3 separate regions of the Homo sapiens genome follow, and regions 1 and 3 are each linked to region 2. A link is a loop called in an ENCODE intact Hi-C map of the cell type or tissue named here. Cell type or tissue: dorsolateral prefrontal cortex. All regions are shown on one strand.

Region 1 (2,500 bases), 600 kb before region 2:
TTTGCCTCAGGTTCCTCACTATCACCTTCTTAATTCCATCTAATGGCATGTGATACTCATCCCCAAAAGACACCAACAAAGCCAAAATCACAGATTTCTAGGTTGATGGAACAGGGGCCGCCTAGGAGACCTGTTTCCACCAGCTCTTAATTCAAATGTGTTCTGTTACCTAGCATTTCCCTACCCATCCGTTAAGATTGGTTACTTACTTCATCGGGGAGCTCAAGGATAGTAATATTTTTGGAACGAAATGTGATTTCAAAAGTGATCACCAGGGTTGCATTTAATGGTGGCCTGTGGAGGACAAGAGTCTAATTACTGCTGAGAAGCTGGACAGTGAGATCTCAACCAACCCTCTGGATTTCACATCTGGCCTTCAACTCTCAAGCAGTTAGGCTTAGGAAATGCTAGGTGCTCCACCCTGATGGGTAGCCAGGTGGAAATCGTGCTCCCGTAGGCCTTCCTGTCTTAATCAGGAGACCAGGTGTCTGTCCCTTCAGGGTAGGGTGAGAACAGAGAAGAAAGCAAGGTGGGTGTGAATGACAAATGAGGCATCTGGAGGCCCAGGACCGTGGCTCCCTGCTCCGGTGGGAAAGGCTTCCCAGAGAGTCGGGTCTGAGTGGGGCCTTGTGTGAGGGCCAGCATTTGACTGAAGGAGGAGAGGGCTCAGGCAGGGAATGAGGAGGGAGCAGTCCGGACTTGGAAAGCTGGGAGAGGCATCTGACGGGAGAAGGCAGATGTGCTGGCTGGAAGCCGTCTTCTGGGCCCTGGCCCTGGGTTTAGAGGCCTGGAGTTAATCTGAAAGGCAGTGGGAGGCCACTCCAGGGGCCTGGACAGTTGTGGTAAGAGATGACTTGTAAGATTTGCAGGGGGAGGGTGTGCAGAGACAGAAGGAGCTGGGAGCGGAATGGCAGGCCTGCTAGGGGCCTCGGAACCAAAGCTTTGCTTTCAGGCCAGATCTCGCAGGAGAGGCGAGGAAGGGGGAAAGGCATAAAGAGAGAAGGAGAGGGTTCTAGGTCTTCTTCATCAGGGAATCCTCACGGCTGGGAGGCAAGGGAAGGACAAAGCAGCTAAGAGCAGAGAAGGCAGAGGCAGCCTCCCTGGCACAGACTGGACTAGGTCGCGACGTTTGTGCCTAAGCCAGCAGGTGGCAGCAAGTGAGACTCCCAGACAAGGCCCAGCATGAGCGGCATTCACCCGACGTGGCCACTCCTGCTTCTGAAAGCAACCTCAGAAGTGCCAACCAGCAGCTCAGCTCCCTGCCCCTTGACCTTCAGGGCTCTCTTCAAATACTTAGTCTTAGAAAGAATCGCTTTGAAATCTGGCCTCAACACCGGTCACACAGGACTCTTCCCATGCGGGGAAAAGACGCACGTCTCTGGGAGAAGCACCCCTTCCTTCTCCTGCCAGGGAAAGTGAGGACTCAGGGTGGGGGTCAGCCTTTGCGATCCCATCCTGCAGCCCGGGGCTAGCACCATCCCTTTTTCTAGGGCTTGTCTTACAGGTAAGAGGCAAGAATAGCGCATCTGAAATCTGAACAGACTGAGCCAGGGGTCAGCCCTGACCCAGCTGCGGGGCCTGAGCGGAGCTGAGCACAGCGCCAGGCCCAGGAACTTACCGCAGGGTGAGGCTGACGTTGGTCGAGCTGCCGTTCTCCAGCTTTACGACAGGAGGAACAGTGAGGCTGACGCTTGACTCTGGAAGGACCCAAATCAATGACATGAGGCACTGGGTCAGAGTTCAGGCCTGTGACAGAAAACTGGGCCGAAACCCCTGACATCTGAACTCCTGAGCTCTGACTCTCTGACGAGCCCTATTCTGTGATGGGACTGCAAACACAGGCCCTGGTTAGCTTCCTTCCCCACCTGCTGCCAGAGACAGAGATGGAGGAAAACAGGCCTGAGCAGGAAACGCCGGAGCGTCCTCCTCCCGCTGCGATGACAGGCTCTGAGAGTCTGCGGCTGAGTTAACCAGAGATTGTTAGAGAACCATGGAGCCCAAAAATCATTACAGGGGAATTCCAGCGTGACCTGGGAGCGTAAAAGGCAGCCGTGAACCACCTCTTCAGATGAAAGCACAGGGGTCTCCTCTGTTCATGAAGTCAAAATGGTCCTGAAGAACTGGGCCAGCCCCTTTCCTGCACTCTCAGAGAGACACATGGGCCCAGCTAATGAGTTTCTAAGGAGCCCTTTGGGGTCCCTTCCCAACCCAGCTCACCCTGGCACTGGTCCCCTTCCTGGGGCTGACTATCTGCGGGGTACTGGAGGAGGAAGGGTGAATAGTTGTTTCACTCTGAGATTTCTTCTTGGCATTAAGCTGTTAACTCAGAATCAAGTTGACAAACAGGCCCCCAGATGAGGGAAGAAGCAGATCTGGGTCTTAGGGTCTTAGAAAACCATCGTGGGGCTGGGCGTGGTGGCTCACGCTTAGAAACCTGGCGCTTTGGGAGGCCAAGGCGGGAGGACTGCTTGAGCCCAGGAGCTGGAGATCAGCCTGGGCA
Region 2 (2,500 bases):
TCCTGGGCTGGCTTCTAAAACAAACTCTACATTCACTTTTATTATCTAGAGCCCTCCCTGTTCCCATTCTGATGTGTGTCACCTCAGCCTTTTATCTGCGTATGTGTATTCAACAGGACCCAGGTCTGGGCCTCTGCAGCGAGGCTGGGCAGCCTCTCCTGGTGTATAAGTAGCCACTGGTCTGTTTTGCATGAGTCAGAACCCAGCGATTTCATGACAACCTGGAGTGCGTGTGTGCCTTGAGATGGTTGGGAGACAGAATCAGTTTTATGCACCAGCCACTACAGGCACCTGTGCCTCAGGCCTATAAACTTTCCAAGGATTCATAAAATGCTTGAATCCTGAAAGAAAAAAAATATTTATTACTAGCTCCAAAATGCTAAAAGCGCAAAGTTGAAATTACTAAATATTTATTTGAATGCATACGAAAACTGGCACATCAACTTGTCAAGAGAAACTCAAGTTTTCTAGACGGTCACCTACGTATCCTGTTTACTGTGGGATGCGGGTGCAAGAAGGCCCTTGAAGGTCCGGTACTTGGTCTTCCAGCCCCTGGCTGGGGCTGCCTCCCACTCGCCCAGCGTGGTCTCCTCCCCGGCCATAACCCGAGCCAGGGCTCCACCCCAGCCTCCCGTTCAGCCCGCAGCAGGGTATCCAGGTCTTCAGTGCAAAGAAGACACCTCCACCTGCCTCCCGCCATTTTCCCCTGAGGGCTGTTGAGTCCCACAACCCACCCCGGGGACAGCTGCCGCTCTGGAGGGTTCTGAACCTCGTCCAGCCCCGTTGACCGCGAGCCCGAGGCACACAACGGTGGAAAGAGAAACGAGCTTCCAGCAGCGTACTGCACCCCTCCACCCCCAGAAAACCCAGATCCCCAGCCGCTGGGAAACTGAGAGCAGCGGTGGGACAGCAACCAATGGGAAGCCCAGGAGGGTGGGACTCCTGTTTGACTGACCAATGGGAGTTCCTCGCAAAGCCGGACCTCACGGCCTGTTGCACACCCGATTCCACTCCCCGGAGGGGCTGAGCAAAGTCGCAGGCCCGGAGGCGACAGCCAATGAGGAGATGGAAAAGGCGGGACACCGGCAGAACCAGCGAATGAAAAGCCTGGAGAGGTCCACGCTCCAATTCCCTTCGCCGCCCGCAGCTGGATGTCGCCCTGTGGTTCCGCAGGTTGCGCGCGCCATCCAGTGGCAGCCGGGCGGGGAGGTATTCGAGATCCGTGCGTCTTCTCCGGAACCCCTTCGTAGGGCTCCCCAGTTTCAGGAGAAAGGATGACCCTGCCCGCCCTCCACGTCCACCGGGGAGCGAAATCGTCCTGGGCCCTCCATCCTTCCTGAAAGCGTCCTTCTTTCCTACCGCCCGTGCTCTTCTTCTGAGAAAGCATCGGAAGCTAGGATTCTAAATTCCGTTAGAAGAACACTGTGCAATGGCAATGGCCTATCAGACCGTTAGATGACCAAAGGCGCTGATAAAATGTAACATTGATTGGTAATTAAAAAAAAAAAAGAAAATGAAATTTTTAGTCAACAGGAATTAAACAAACCTGAATTTAATGACAACTCAGAAAACCATAGTGAACCTCACAGTGTTTGAAACGCCAGACGCATTCCTATGAAAGTCGAGCTGGATGCGAATGCCCCTGCTCTCACCGTTTTTATGTAATGTTTTGGAGCGCCCAGGCAAGATATAAGACTTCAAAGGGGGCAAGGCGGTTAAAACTGGGGGGCAGGAGGAAAACAAAATATTATTATTTCAGGTGAAATGATTTATACTTGAAAATCAAGAAACATTAAAAACTAGAGAATTCAGTCAGGTCTCTGGAAGAAAAATATATTTGTGTGTGGAACGTGTTGTCTGGGAGTATACAGAAAAAAATAAAGAAAAGGAAAGAAGACTATAGATATCCTACATGCTAGCATCAGAGATGTTGAGGAAAGAAGACCCCATTCGCTGGAAAAACGAAGGCAAATTTTTCATATGTAGGTGATATGATTCTATACTTTGAAAGACAGAGCCCATTAAAATTGTTAGGAACAATAAGAGAATAGGATGAGTTGGCTGGATGCAAAATCAATATACAAAAATTAATTCTATTTCCGTACGCAAACAACCAGGCAGAAAATATAATGGTAAAAATATCCTATGTGTAATAACAGCAAAAAAAAGAAAAAAGAACTGAGAATAAATTCAATAAAAATTTTATTATTCTGGCCAGGCACGGTGACTCACGCCTGTAATCCCAGCACTTTGGGAAGCCAAGGCGGGTGGATCGCTTGAGGTCAGGAGTTCAAGACCAGCCTGGGCAACATGGCGAAACCCCATCTCTACGAAAAATACAAAAATTAGCTGAGTGTGGTGGCAGGCGCCTGTAATCCCAGCTACTCTGAAGGCTGAGGCAGGAGGATCACTTGAACCCGGGAGGCAGAGGTTGCAGTGAGCCGAGATCACACCACTGTACTCCAGCCTGGGCGACACAGCGACACTCCATGTCAAAGAA
Region 3 (2,500 bases), 680 kb before region 2:
TGTAGTCAATGATGCTCACTTGCAACCCACAGCTGGGGATAGTGCTGCTCTTCCCATTGAGGGTGTAGTGGAGTTTTTTGAGGCTGGTTTTCTTTAAGAGCACGTTCCCCCAGTGTAAGTCTCGGTGCTCAAAGCGCAGTGATGCCTCTGCCACTGCGAGGGAGGCTGTGAGCTGGTGTAGAATGCTCTTTGCAGTAGCCAAGGAAGACAACTTGGTTCGCATTTGCTCTAAGTCAATCCCTCCAAACTCAAATTCCAGCACAATGAAGAGCTGGTCGTCTTTAAAAAAATCAGGCCGGTCATTTGCAGAGCCTTTGGTTGAATTATAGTGATCCCAGGCTTTGAGGAGCAAGGGAGGGTAAGATCCCTGGACACAGTGCACTGAGTTCAGCCCGATAAAGCCTTCTGTGCGGTTGCACACTTCACCGGATAAGAGGCTCAACTCTTTGGAGATGATGATCTCTGGCAGGATTTCCTCAAAGGTTTTCTGATGGGATCCATTGACTAAATCTGGTCCTTCAATAGCAATGATTTTTATGGCTACGGGTGTGTGATCAGCAATTGTTTGAAACACTTCGCCAAACACCCCTTCCCCAATCTTCTCACAGCGTTGCAGTTTTTCTGTGGGAAGGCAATGGCTAAAGGGGACAGGACCCTTCTGACTGCATTCCCCATAAACCTTTTCAGCATCAGATGCCTTTTTGTTTGAAATACTTAGAGTGTTTAAGGGGCTTAGCAAATACATAGAGGAGGAGTGCCAAGAGGACGGAGCACCACTTGTTCTGTTCATGACAGGCCGGTTTGAACATTCTGATAGGAGGGATCCAGAGAGAGAAGTGGCAGTGGTATAGATGCTGCAGACCTCTGACACATCAGTCACAATTTTCTTCTTGTGGAAACTGAAGGAAGCCCTGGTTTTGGTCCAAAAGCAGACATTCTGTAAAGGAGTCAGGTCCTGGGTGGGGAACGAATCTTTTCCCAGCTTTTGGCCCTTTTTAAAGCGGTGGGAATGGAGGAGAGAGGTTTCCGTTGCCTCCTGATGTTTGCTCTTCCGGCTTGATCTAGTTCTCTCCAGCCTGTCTATTCCCCTTGGCACAATGCGGCCCTTGGGAACACTGGCCTCCTGATGCTCTCTCCGGACGGCCTCTTGAAGCCCTCTCTCTTGACAAGAGTCCTGGCCTGTGGCCCTCCTCTTGCCTGTGCTTGACAGACCTGGACCCTCTGGTCCATTTCCCACCACCAGTTTCCTTTTACAGCAGGACTCTCTCATATTCTTCCCATCTGCCCGAAACTCAGAATCCTCAGGGGTTCCTGAGTTCATAAGGCCAAAGAGAACTGACCTGAGGCTGGCGCGGGTTTGGTGGACCATCCTGGTGTCCTTGGCTCCTCCTGTCGCTTCCTCCTGGGAGCAGGGGAGAGATGCTCGGTCCAGGGAGACTTCTGGGAGGTGGAGGCCGCTCGGGACGGCTGAGGCTGCAACCAGACAGGCGGAGGTGCCGATCGAGATGACACTGTCCCTTGGCGTTGGGGACCCGGGGCAGGGCGAGGCCAGAGAGCTGAACAGGGAGGCACTGATGCCCAGCTCGTCGCCGTCCCTGGGCTGGCCGCACACGCTGAGGTCCGGGCTGAGGCGGCCGGAGTCGCGGCTGGGGAAGGGCGGAAGTCGGAGCGGGCCGCAGGGTGTGCTGCACTTCTGCGGGGGCCGAGCTCGCAGCCCCAGGCGTCTTGGGGTCACGGTTAGGCTTGGGCGAGCTCGCAGCTTCCAGCGCTTTGGGGTCACGGTCAGGCTGGGCCGGTCCTTGGGCACTCGGCCGCCGGGACGCCTCCGCCGCCGCCTCACCGGGCTGCCGGGGAAGTCGGGGTCGTCGGGATCGTCAGGATCGTCGGACTGCGAGGGGTCGCCGATGCTGGCGTCGCTGCTGCCGCTGCTGTTGAAGAAACGCCTCCGGTCCTGCGGCGGGAACCACTGCGCGGCTTCCCGGCCCGGCCGCCGCTGTCTCCTGCCGTCCGCAGCCCCATATGTGCGGAAAAGCCGGCTCCCAGGTCCCGGGAGCGAAGCCGCCATGGCCGGCACCCGCCAAGAGGTTCAAACGCAAACATCGCGAGACTTCCGTGCGACGCGGACGCGCCCGCCTGCCGCGGGGTCCTAGCTCCCGGCCCTGCGCATGCGCACCTCGCCAGGGCCGGGGCCGGGACGGGACGGAAAACTGGCGGCTTGGTTTGTTCAGCGCGTCGCGGTCATGGCTCTCGTTTCAGGCCTCCACGGTGTGCACCTGGAGTCAGGAGCGCGCTTGTGCGTACAGTTCGGTTCAGGTAAGCGCGGCCGTCCCGAGAGGCCAGGGGAGGGCGGAGGGCCTGAAGCGGGTAACGAGAGGCCAGGAGACTGTTTTTCCTGGGTTACCCCTGCCGGCCAGTGCCGGGGGCTGCCAGGCCCTCCCTAGCTTCGTCCCTGGGTCTCAATTGCTCCCGCTGGAGCTTCGCTTGGGCCGAGGTGAGCGCT

What was found. A loop is a pair of places that touch in the nucleus more often than their neighbours do. Peaks named below come from ENCODE experiments on the same cell type or tissue, not always from the same donor. Only the 100,000 strongest peaks of a DNase experiment are listed, where the experiment ranks them.
Region 1: a loop joins it to region 2, with 4 times the contacts of the local background. A loop is called at or near these places in 41 of 110 quality-filtered maps.
Region 3: a loop joins it to region 2, with 7 times the contacts of the local background. A loop is called at or near these places in 9 of 110 quality-filtered maps.

Annotation. Positions count from the first base shown.
Region 1 is chr17:3,646,641-3,649,140 of GRCh38, reverse strand. CTNS (cystinosin, lysosomal cystine transporter) reads right to left here. Exons shown (of 12, transcript NM_004937.3): 4 at 1,619-1,697; 5 at 210-294. All of the region lies in intron 4 of LOC105371493 (a long non-coding RNA gene), which reads left to right. Among named protein-coding and RNA genes, the nearest start is that of CTNS, 11 kb to the right of the region's middle. In dorsolateral prefrontal cortex, a CTCF peak has its summit at 1,151 (motif pointing right); a DNase peak (open chromatin) is centred at 1,160; H3K27ac peaks cover 732 bases.
Region 2 is chr17:3,047,549-3,050,048 of GRCh38, reverse strand. No RefSeq gene overlaps it. Among named protein-coding and RNA genes, the nearest start is that of OR1D5, 15 kb to the left of the region's middle. In dorsolateral prefrontal cortex, CTCF peaks have their summits at 971 and 1,170 (motif pointing left); a DNase peak (open chromatin) is centred at 1,058; H3K4me3 peaks cover 1,843 bases; H3K27ac peaks cover 1,533 bases.
Region 3 is chr17:3,723,501-3,726,000 of GRCh38, reverse strand. It overlaps ITGAE (integrin subunit alpha E), which reads left to right. Exons shown (of 31, transcript NM_002208.5): 27 at 2,257-2,313. It overlaps HASPIN (histone H3 associated protein kinase), which reads right to left and starts at 2,098. Exons shown (of 1, transcript NM_031965.2): 1 at 1-2,098. The coding sequence starts at 2,065. It also overlaps a transcript of P2RX5 not described here. RefSeq lists an enhancer at 1,413-2,168 and a silencer at 2,038-2,197. In dorsolateral prefrontal cortex, a CTCF peak has its summit at 2,168; DNase peaks (open chromatin) are centred at 1,494, 1,790 and 2,120; H3K4me3 peaks cover 1,411 bases; H3K27ac peaks cover 525 bases.